2 separate regions of the Homo sapiens genome follow, and region 1 is linked to region 2. A link is a contact called in ENCODE Hi-C or POLR2A ChIA-PET data. All regions are on one chromosome and are shown on one strand. The core of a region is the stretch at or near the end of the contact, and the rest is flanking DNA. Distances in the headings are between cores, read along the strand shown. Region 1 holds the start of STS (steroid sulfatase). Region 2 overlaps PUDP (pseudouridine 5'-phosphatase).

Region 1 (5,894 bases), core at 2,059-4,558, 92 kb before region 2:
TACTGGATCATTTCTATTGTGTCTTAAAATTGTCAGGAAAAGTAAGTTATTGTCCCATGGGGAGAACACAACTGTACAAAAGTAAACTGTAATTCATGGAAGGAAATGCATCCCCATCAGCATAGAAACTGCCCATCTTTGGCTGTTGGAGAATTATGAAAAGCTAAAAACTAACTTGTTATATGTGTACAAACCACATTGCTAGAACAAAATTTCATTCTTTTCCAATCTAGCTTGTGACAGAGAAGCATTCACCATTCAGTTTGTTTTTTTTTTTTTAAGCAAAGAGGAGTCTTCCATCTTATGCATAGAAGTGATGTTACTGAAAAGTGTAGAAAATAAGACTGATAAAAACATAATGTGAAGCATGTTTTCACATCTGTGGAGAGCTGAAGTACCTACGATTTCCCAATCTGTCTCTTCCACAATCGCTGTGAGGCTTTGCCATTTCGTCAAAATGGCATTGGGGCCTTTTTTCCTTTGAAAAATACTCTTTTTTGGCCGGGGGCGGTGGCTCACGTCTGTAATTCCAGCACTTTGGGAAGCCGAGGTGGGCAGATCACTAGGTCAGGAGTTCAAGACCAGCCTGGCCAACATGGTAAAACCCCATCTCTACTAAAAAATACAAAAATTAGCTGGGTGTGGTGGCTGGCGCCTGTAATCCCAGCTACTTGGGAGGCTGAGGCAGGAGAATCACTTGAACCCAGGAGGCTGAGGCTGCAGTGAGCAGAGATTGCGCCACCGTGCTCCAGCCTGGGTGACAGAGTGAGACTCTGTCTCATAAAAGAAGAAAGAAAAAAGAAAAATACTCTTTTTTAATTTAATGACTAAACAGAAATGTGAGGTGGTTACAATACCAAAAAAATAACAGTAACTCTGACATGTGTGCATCCATTTGTTTCCAGAGAATGGAAGGAAACTGGGAGGGAGAATTCTACAGACTCCAGGTGGGAAATACTGTCATACTTACTGTAGGTACCACAGCTATGTGTGTGCAATGCATCTATTATGGAATTGTGTTCCCAAAAATATATGTTGGAGTCCTCATCCCCGCTACCTCAGAATGTGACCTTATTTGGAAACAGGATTTTGTCAGAGGTAATCAAATTAAAATGTAGTTATTAGGGTGGTCCTTAGTCCAATAAGAATCGTGTTCTTATAAAAGGAGAAAATTTGGACACAGAGACACACACAGAGGGAAGACGATAGGACAAGATACAGGGAAAGGAAAGCAGGTTCAAGCTGAGGAGAAAGACCTGGAATAGGTCCTTTCCTCACAGCCCTCAGAAGGAATTAAGACTGCTGACATCTTGATCTAGGACTTCTGGCCTCCAGATCTGTGACACAATACACATCTGCTGTTTAGGTTACTTAGTCTGTGGTATATTACTATGGCAGCTGTAGTAAACTAATACAGAAACCACGAACGACTGTATTTGAGGCGCAAGTCCCTACCTAATTTGCTCATAAATTGCCTTCTCTGAAATCCCGTGTCCTCAAAGGGAAATCACGATTGCATTAAATGGGGGAAGCTCTCTTATAGTACCACCTCTAAGAACACATAATTTTATTGACTATATATTATGCACTGGTACTAAGGGCTTGGCCTGCCTCACCTCCTTTATCACCTCCATTTTACCCAGGAGGAAACAGACACAGGTGCACTTTGTCTATCATAGATAATAATTCTTGCTGAATCCAGGCATGCCCCTGTCCACTATGTCTGCACTAAACTAGAAATACACTCTCATGTTTACACCTTTTTTTTTTTGTCTTTTTCCCCTTTTGTGGAGAACAGGGTCTCGCTATATTGCCCAGGCAGTTCTTAAACTTCTGGGCTCAAACTATTCCCCCAACTCCCACTTCTGCCTCCCTAAGTACTGGGATTACAGGTGTGGGCCACTGCGCCCAGCACACCCTCACGTTTTTAAAGTCTTGAAATTCTCCTATTTCCGCTTCTCAAAAGGTCCAATCCTTTTCCTTAAACGTGAATATACCACATAAACGAACACGAAATAGAAACAGGGACAAAAAAGTATTTTTTTGACGATGGCAAACGGGAAAAAAAAAAAAGAAAGCTGTTTAGGTGGCATTTGAAAAGTTAAAAAAGAAAGAAAACTCAGAGCAGCCCAAAAGACAGATGATACCTAAGAAGGCACAACCAGCAAGACATGTTGACTGTTAGTATTATTTCAGCATCCTCCTTGAGCAGCTTGGCTTTGCTCTGGGACAATGCACCAGCCTGGGATGCTCAGAGATGCAGGCACGGAGGTTGTGCAGCCTCTCCGCACACTGCGCATGCGCGGCTGCCGGTTCAAGTCGCGGTCCAGGACCGCAAGGAGGCGGGCAAGCGAAACTGAGAAAAACCCACCCACGGTCCAGGGACTGGGGGCTCGGGCGAACCCACCCAGGGACCTCCTGACCAAGGCCATTTGTCTGCAACCTGATGGCTAGAAGTGATACCACCCTGAGCATCTTCAATCCCCTTTCCCCACTCTACAGCCCCTTGTACTGTCCCTCCTTCCTCATTCACACCCCTGATCCAAACTCAAGCACTGAATTTGTCCCCAGACGAGGGCCTCGGCTCTGCGCGGCCGCTGGCTGAGTAGCTTGGCCCGATTCCGGGTGTGAAGTGAGGAGGAATTGATGCGGGTAAACATACAGCGCCGGCCCGCGCCGCATCCCGGGTCTGCAGCTACAGCTGCGGCGAAAGCCCAAGGTGCGCGTGCGCGGAGCGCCACTAGGCAGCCCAGGACGCGCGGGCTCGGAGCCGGGCGAGGGGCCGCGGAAGGCGCGTGCGCAGAGCGACCCCGGGCGCGCGAGAAGGTCCTCAGTGCGCGTGCGCGGGGCGGGCGGGTGCGCGCGCACTTCCTCCTCGCCCCCACCCAGACCCAGAAGGCGCCACCATGGCGGCGCCCCCGCAGCCCGTCACCCACCTCATCTTTGACATGGACGGACTTCTTCTGGGTGGGTAGTGTGCAGCCGCCGCCTCCAGTAAGGGCGGTCTTGTGTGGGCGTGGGGACGGTCGGCGCGGGGTACGTCACGGCCTGGGGGCCGCGGCGGGGCGGTGTTCATGCAGGGACGCTCGGGCTCCCGCGCGCTCTGCCCCCGGCTGGCCCCGAAGTCGGGCGGCGGCCAGGAGCGCCCGCGGGCCCATGTCCGGGCTGGCGGGCGCGCGTGGCCGCGGCGTCTACGCGGCCCCAGCACCCGCTTCCGGTCGGCGGCCCGCGCGTGGGGCCGGAGCACGTGGGAGCAGTCCCTGGGGTCCACCGGGCGGGCGCGCGGCTCCGCGTCCTCTCCTCAGAGCGAGGCGCGGCGGGACCTCCGCGCTCTCTTTTCGGTTACGCATGCGTGCGACCTTGAGCGGTGCCCAGCCTCAGCTTCCCCGTCTGCAAAGTAGCCTGGAGGATACTTGCCTGCCTGCTCCAAGGTTGCTGCTGTGGGCGCACTTTGATGGTAGCATCCTGCATGGTAGCGGTTCTCTACCTGGCGGTTTTGCAGCCCTGAGGGCATCTGGCAATGGCGATGTCAGGAGACATTTTGGCTGTCACAGCTGGCGAGGAGTGATGGGGTCACTGGCATCTAGTGGAGTCCAGACCAGTGATACTGTTAAACTTCCCGCAGTGCACAGGAGTGCCCTATGCAACCATAAGGAATTATCCCGCGCCGTCAACAGTGTAGAGGCACAGAAGGTCCGTCAAGTGGCCTGGCTGCCTAGGGTGACCAGCACCGGGGACATCACCTGTGGGCTACTTGTAAATGTAGAAGCTGGGGCCCCACCCTACCCCTGCCCAATCAGAATCTGCATTTTAAGCGCGTGAACGTTTGAGAACAGCTGCTCTATCAATCCGAGGCATTAAGAAACCCTTGGCAGTGTACTAAGGTAGTCAGTCTTAGCACATGTGAACTTCACCAGCCAAGAGGAATTCAAGTAGAATTCAAAGAATAAAACCCTGTTTTTAACTCAAGACAGAACTATGCTGAGCTCTACCGAAAGCCTTGACACAGTTAACACTATGACACATAATCACCAGGAGGCTTCATATATCTATAAACATGTCTGCATACTCTTTGTAGACAGCTGACCTGCTTGGTTACGTATATCATTCCTTCATTTCAAAACCCTGCAAGTTAGGAGGAAGTATTTGCATGTCACTAATTAAAAAAAAAAAAAAAAAAAAAACCCTGCAGCTCAGAGAGGTAAAGCTACTTGCCCAAGGTCACACAGCTAATAAGCCAAGCTGAGAAACGATTCTGGATTGATCCAGTTCTAAATATAAATGATGTTGAGCTCATCTTAAATTGTGAATGTGACCTTGTTTCTGCTCATCATATTGCTGGGTAATTCCCTAGCAGTGTTTCCTTTTAAAAAGGCATGCAGAAACCATTCTCTTCATTTTATGAACACAGAGGTGTAAACTGATGAATTCCAAAGGAAAAAAAAAATCCCCGTAGAGGTCACTAATTGGAGCCAACGGTGTATGCAGCTACTAAATTTGAAATGACTCAATTTCAGAAAGCTTGTGGGATACATAGGTATAGTTTGTAGACATGAATTTTCCTACTCCGGTGGTCAAAAAGTTAAATTGTCAAATAAATTTCTTATCCTCTAATAAAGGTCCAGAGAACCTGTTCTGGGAGTCTCATGAATTTTAATACCAAACAAGATGTCTCATTAAAATTAAATTTATTAAACTTCTAAATGAGCTTGGTGCCTAATTCTGATTCTAGATTCACACATAGCCATGCCCTGAAGTGATGAATGTGACTTAAATGGCATTACAAGCATTGACCTCACATTGTTACCCAATCCTCTGATCTAGTCAGATAACCAAGAATTAGTGCTATTTGGAAAAATAAGCCCTGCTTCTTTTTATTCCCCCCCCTCATTTTCTGCCCATTTCCTCCTTTCCTGCCCTACCTCTTCTTTGAGGTGGTAAGGCCTTGCAAAACTTTCTTGGAAATATACCTTTGTTTATCCCATTCTTTCACCAAATGTGTAAATATAAAACACAGCTTTCCAAGATGTGCCACTTTAATTTAATCTACCAGATTATGCCTGCTGTCATTCTTTAGCACCTCACTTCAGTGTATCTGTTGTTTGCATAACAATATACTATCAATTTATAATGAGTTATTTTACAATAGGTCTGTTTTTCGGGAATTTTGAATGCATTTTTCTAGGAAGTTCTGTTTGTCTATGTAGCCCCAATACTTGCATACTTGGGGAAGTAAAATTGAAAACGAATAGTTTCATGGAGGATTGTTAACATTAGAGGAGAAGATTGTTTAATCAGAGGAGAATGAGGAAGTAAATGGAGATTTTAGAGGAAATGTTGACCAGGAAGAAAGCCAGGACACTTTCCCATGCTTTTGACATGCACGATGCTGTTAGTTGTCCTTTAAAAAAAAAAAAAAATACACTTCGGTTTCTGTTTCTCATGACCAAGGTAAGAGTCAGTTATGATTTAGGTAATATTAATAATTTTGGCTCTCAAATGCCATTCAGAGAAAGAGAGTAGGGGAGTGGGATTAGTTAAAAACTGGGATGATTTTGAAATAAGAAGATGACAATTATTAAACAGTATCTCAGCAGCTGGACAGGGAAGATTATTCTGTTTGTAAATAACTGAAATTAGGAACACAAAAGATGGTCCCAATTTCTTTAAAAGAGAAGACAGTTTGTTGTCCAGAGCAGTTCTGTCTCATAGAATTGAGCCAGGTAAAAATTTTGGGGAGCAATTTTTAATAAGTAAAAAGATACAGATGACATTGATTTGGATGATGTATGTTATGTAACCTAATGTATCAAAAATATTATTTAATACAAAGTCAGTATAAGAAAATCTTTGAAGTGTTTGACATTAATTTTGATACTAGGTCCTCAAAATCT
Region 2 (5,773 bases), core at 3,095-5,594:
ACACAGGCCAGCAAAGGCACTCTCTTTATGCTGTGATAATCCTGTTTGGGGAAGCCCCCTCTGTAGCTTCTCTCAAAAGCAGGCAAACATCGCTGTGCTTTTGCTGTCCTGACAATGTGTGGAGTCATATTATACAGCAAGCATACCACAAGCAAGTCACATCTAAGGCACCTAAATGTGGTTTTTCCATAACGAAAGTGCTGTTGAAAATAAACACAACTTGCTGCTCTACAGGTTAGAGCATTTTAATCCCGTACATGGCTAATCTTCCCGAGTCTGTCTGAAGTCATAATGTCCCTCTAAACACACAAAACCGATAGGGGCCTCCCGTCACACTTGCGGATCATGAGTCTCATGCAGAAGGCTACGTAAGATGAATTGATTTCACATGTTTTACTCAGAGGATGTGGAAAAAGAAAATGATTCTAGTGACCATCTAGAAACTTGCGGTTTGTTTTTGACTTTAAGACAGTCAGCACCTTTCAGGGCCTTGCTGGGTTTTCACTGGTTTCTGACAGATTGGTGGACGCGGCATCTGTACCATTAAAAGAGGAAATCAGGAAGGTTTTTTGAGCTGTCTTGAAGTCTTTTGCTCACCACTTAATTTACATACATACACTTTAATATGCATGCTAAGAGTGCCCGTAATGTACTTTTATTGAGTAAAATGACACAGAGAGAATTCGTTAGGAAGCTTTCCTGCCCACCCCCCAACCAAGTCGTTAAATAACTTTTTCAAAGGCTGTTCTCTATAGGAGAAGGAATCAATTTAGGGGTGTAGTTCATTCATTTACCTAGCTTGTAACTCTAAAGGGTTTTGTTATAAACATGTTTATATCAATAATGGTTTTATAGTTTGATTTTCAGAGCACTATCGATTCAGTAAAACAGTAGCTCTGCGGTGCACAAGGGATACTGACCTCCACCTCAGCACTATTACTTAGAGGAATGCAGCACCATATGTAGCTTACTAGTAGGTAGGTGGATGTTTGGATGAAGGAAGGGAGAGCAGGAGGAAGGGAGGGATGGATAGATTGATAAATAGGGATGGATGGACAGATGGATGGATTGATGAATAATATAAACAAAAGTACTAATTAATAACAAAATACACACATACCTCAGCAGTCATTTTGACAGCAGTACTTAAAAGTTTCATGTTTAAACAAACATCTAATAGTGTATATGTATCCAACATGACAACATTGTGGTACTTATTTACAGATCACTGTCTGACAAGGAACATGAAGTCAAACAGAACTTAAACCTTAGATATGAGCACTGCCAATCAAAATTAAAAACAAAGTTTAAGGCCCCCTTGAAGTTTTGATGTCTCACCATGTGAAAATTGAACTTCATATTACAAAATTAATGCATAGGAAAAAACCTCCTATGAAAAAGCCTGGTTTTGGTGATGAGATTCAGATCATACATGGCTTTATAATTGATGAATAGTTGTGAGCAGCTGCTGTACTTTCTGTGCTTCCATGTAATTCCAGGACCGCTTCTGGGAGCCCTGAAAGTACCCTTCAGTGACTTCCTTCCAAATGTTGTATTTCACTAAGCAAAAGGGAAAGCTTTATTCCTTAGAGATGATATAGTAATATTTGGAAAGCTCACTAGTTCCAATGAAGCACATAATTTAAAACAGACACATCATAGTTTAAAAGGTAAAATCGGTTACGAAATGTGATCCCAAGTAGGCACGGGCAGCACTCTGCCTGTGGCCTGGAGGAGGTCCCGGTGTGCAGGATTGGAAAGGGGCTGGCTCCTTCCCTGCTGTGACTGTTCTGTCTGCTTCCCGATGGGACGTGCTGTTGATCCCAGCTGCTGAGAAGAAATGGTGGGCAAGTGCCACGGGGACAGGATTTGCAGCAGGGAGGAGCCAAAGGTGGAAGCATCACCGGGAAGTGAGACCTGGGGAGGAACACGAGAGCATCACAAGCCGCGGGCCCTTCTCCTTCCCTCTTGAAAACCTAACCTAGCTCCTGACACTGCCTCCTACTGTGTTCCCTTCCTGCCCAAACTGTACCTAGAGCTCCATCCATAGACCTCGTCTGCTCACCGCACAGAAATGCCAGGGCTGCCGGGATCCCTTCTCAGCGCTCCTCCTTCTGTGTAATCAACTGCTTCTCTGCTCTGATGACACCTGACCGCACCTCCAGCTCACAGCCACAGTGCATGGAGACCCCGAGCCTTCTACTTGGGTGTCCCACGATGGCCTCAAACCCAACTTGTCACAAAAGCTACCTCTCCTTCCTGCCACCAAAATGGCGGCCCCAAGACCCACCACATCAGAAACATGAGAATCAGCTTCTCCATCAGGCTTAACATCCCAGGTATCATCCAGTTCCCTATTGCTTCTCAGTTTTTCCTCTAATCCCATCCATTTTTATTCATTGCTCTTGTGTTTGGACTGTTTCCCTCCCCCAATTCAGATGCTGAAATCCTCACCCCCAGTGTAATGCGTTAGGGGGAGACCAGGGAGCCAGAGACCACGCTGGCTCCCTGATCTCACACCGCCTGGCCCCAGACCTATGGGAAATCCCTGTCTGGGGTTTAAGCCACCCAGTCTGTGGTATTTTCTTACAGTAACCTGAAGGGACTAAGACACCCTGCTGCTGTCAGACAAAGATACTCTTATGTGCAACTTGCTAGTTATAAAATGGAACTTTTAAGCTATATGATATTTGTCTTTTAAGAAATTAAAGTACAAGGACTTTTTAAGTCCCCTGGACAGAGACCATCCCCAGGTCGCTGCTGCGCTTCAACATCGTTGGAGAAGTCAGTTCATCACCTCCAAGTGATAAGCCGCCAAGGTGCTTCACCTCCCTTGTCGTTGGAAATGTCATGCTCCCTAAATTAAATCCCTCAAGCTACAGTTTAATTAAGCTCATCTCCTCGCCTGGAGATGGAAATCAGATATATTTTAGCCTTCAGCTGGGTAGAGTGAAAAGAACATTGGATTCTGCAGACCTGGATTCTATTCAAGAGTTCTGTCTTCCGCCTGACTGCATGACCTCCAGCTTGCCTCTGAACTTCCCTTGCACTAAGCAGAGGAGATGCTGCATTTGCTCTGTCTATTCCCTAGCGCTGACTTTCCATGGCCCCTTTGTGGCTCTAAGTCCTGTACCCAGGACACCTCCACCATCTTCACTAATTTAGCAGACGTTCATCAGTGCTCACGATTTGCCATGGCATCCTGGGAAGGTGCGTGAAAACTGGGCCCTGCCTAGTTACAGCCGATATGTAGGCTGTACAAGCTGCGTCAAGAATATTCTTGACCAGATACTTCCTTGAAGATGTGGAAGTCAGCCTTAGAAGGTCCACTAAATACACTACAAAATGATCACAAAATTAATTAAAATCATATAGAATATGCATGCATACACACACATCCATGTGCATGTCCTGACACAGAGATGATATGTGGGGTGAAGGAGGGAGATTTCAGGGTAGGCCGCAGGCCTGCCGGGAGCATGTGCAGGTGGCAGCGCCATCCCCTGGACCAAACCCCAGTTCTCCGGCTTCACTGAAGGTGCAGGAGCCCTGCTAGAAAAGAGAAGGGAGCCGTGGGCACTTCCACCTTCCCTGTCCCTGGCCACCACCCTCAAAGGAGCAACCCACCAAGTCCGTGCAGAGAAAAGTCAGTCTGCCTCCACTCCCCACTTGCAGAGGCTGAAGTCCCTTGGCTTAGAGAGAAAAGTTTCTTTCTACAGATGCAAACATACGAATCCATGATTCACTGTATGGGTGGTGGTATGAATGAGTTTTAGGTCAAGTGTAATTGGTCAGTCATGGTGGGACAGGAAGGGCTGCCCCCTAAGTGAAAACATGAGGTGCTTAAAAGGAAGCATGAGAGCCAGGTGCTTAAAAGGAAGCATGAGAGCCAGGTGCTTAAAAGGAAGCATGAGAGCCAAGTTCAGTCAGGGTGAACCTCCTTTCCCTGTAGCTGGGTGTGGCAGACGGAAACTGTGTTGAGATATTTCTGCCTTCGAAGATAAGAAACATACTTCTTCCTTAATTTTATTTGTGCAAAATATAAACTGTATTTAGCTTATATTCTTCTTTCTTTTTTTGATGCTTAAGTCCTGTGATTACCAGACACAGTTGTTCCAAGATAGCTTTTAAGGATTTATTCTTAAATCCTTAAGTTTCAGTAGACAGACAGCCATGCTGTGAACATTCTTTAAATGGTTAGGCTTTTAGATACCAGGTACTTTTCTTGTAGGTGTGGTCCTATTTACAAGTGCATTAGATCTTTGGGTGTAACGAAGTCTAAAGACGACATAAAAATCTTTTGGGGCTGGGCACGGTGGGTCACGCCTGTAATCCCAGCACTCTGAGAGGCCGAGATGGGTGGATCAGTTGAGGTCAAGAGTTCAAGACCAGCCTGGCCAACATGGCGAAACCCCATCTCTATTAAAAATACAAAAAAAAATTAGCCGAGTGTGGTGGTGCATGCCTGTAATCCCAGCTACTCGAGAGGCTGAGGCAGGAGAATTGCTTGAACCCGGGAGGTGGAGGTTGCAGTGAGCTAAGATCTTGCCATTGCACTCCAGCCTGGGTGACAGAGCCAGATTATGTCTCAAAAAACAACAAAAAAAAAAGAAAATAAATAAACCTTTTGGGACATTTTTAATAGGTGCTTCAGGACACAGTAGTTGTTCTGCTTTATAATTCTACTGTTTCTAGGGGAAAAAAACCAAACCAACAAAACCCAAACTTCCAGATGCTGTGGCATGACCCCGAATCATTTCCCACGTGCAGGCTGTGTGTGTGGTGCAGTTGCCATCTGGGCCTAGCACCAGGGGGTTTCTTCTCAGGACTCATGTTTGATGTCTTCTCTTTGTCCTGTGTCTGGGGCTTTCTTTAAATTTTGTGTGCAAACAATGCCTGGTATTACAGGCTGTTTTCCTGTAAACCACTCACTTCTGCTCCACTCCTGTTCTGTTGAGTTTTCCTGGCACGTTTCCATCATCGACCACCTCCAGCTGACTATTCTATCAGCTTTTGAAACTTCAGGTTCCGTTTTCAAATTCCATCTTGATCAAATGGAATTCTCGTTAGCGGACATGAAGTGTAAGAGTCCGGCAAATGTCGGGGAAAGGTATCTCCTGACAGCTGTTAGCAAAGCGGCCACATGAGAGGAGGAAGAAGAGGGTTTCAGGTGCCAGGGGTGTCATGTATCCCATTGCTGTTTGTTTTGGGCTGAGATCACCCATGGCTGTTTACATCAGAGGCTGTACTTACTTTTGACCTTTTAGAATAGTTAACTTTGCAAGGGTCTTGTGCTGGAAAACCCAAGCCAACTGGCCTGTCTTCCTAGGTTTCCCCTCAATCATTTGAACACTGAGGGTTTTACTTACTCACATGGACATATTTCAAATGGCCCTTCTGTTGCATAAGCTTATTATGTCACCTTCTCTCTTTTTTTCTTTTTTTTTTTTGAGACGGAGTCTCACTCTGTGGCCCAGTCTGGAATGCAGTGGCACGATCTTGACTCACTGCAACCTCTACCTCCTGGGTTCAAGCCATTCTCCTGCCTTAGCTTCCAGAGTAGCTGGGAATACAGGCATGCGCCACCATGCTTGGCTAATTTTTTAATTTTTTGGTAGCGATGTGATTTTACCATGTTGGCCAGGCTGGTCTGGAACTCCTGACCTCAAGTGATCCGCGTACCTCGGCCTCCCAAAATACAGGTGTGAGCCACTGCGCCCAGCCTACGTCACCTTCTTATTGTGATTGATTGTGATAGCAACCAGTTACCAAC

Evidence for each region. Hi-C counts contacts between places; a loop is a spot of excess contacts on that map. ChIA-PET counts read pairs that join two places held with the same protein, here RNA polymerase II (POLR2A). Pooled maps may share reads with other maps.
Region 1: a map of GM12878 shows a loop between it and region 2 (5-fold over the local background). The contact joins the promoter of STS here to the enhancer-like site in region 2. A Hi-C loop is called at or near these places in 4 of 168 maps with a recorded cell type or tissue (GM11168, GM12878, gastrocnemius medialis and 1 more), 26 of 37 single-sample maps with no recorded cell type and 15 of 50 pooled maps. POLR2A ChIA-PET finds 5 or more read pairs at or near these places in 5 of 52 experiments (A673, Caco-2, GM12878 and 2 more).

The regions. Positions count from the first base shown.
Region 1 is chrX:7,145,126-7,151,019 of GRCh38, reverse strand. STS (steroid sulfatase) reads right to left here and starts at 3,308. Exons shown (of 11, transcript NM_001320752.2): 1 at 2,937-3,308. PUDP (pseudouridine 5'-phosphatase) reads left to right here and starts at 2,867. Exons shown (of 4, transcript NM_012080.5): 1 at 2,867-2,967. The coding sequence starts at 2,907. It overlaps MIR4767 (microRNA 4767), which reads right to left and starts at 3,160; the gene lies at 3,083-3,160. RefSeq lists an enhancer at 2,388-2,437 and a silencer at 2,628-3,347.
Region 2 is chrX:7,054,087-7,059,859 of GRCh38, reverse strand. The region is part of intron 3 of PUDP (pseudouridine 5'-phosphatase); the gene reads left to right. Among named protein-coding and RNA genes, the nearest start is that of STS, 91 kb to the left of the region's middle. RefSeq lists enhancers at 536-685, 1,490-1,990. Within about 2 kb of position 4,344, at least 5 of the 41 ENCODE cell types and tissues checked have a DNase peak (open chromatin) inside an H3K27ac peak, as active enhancers do.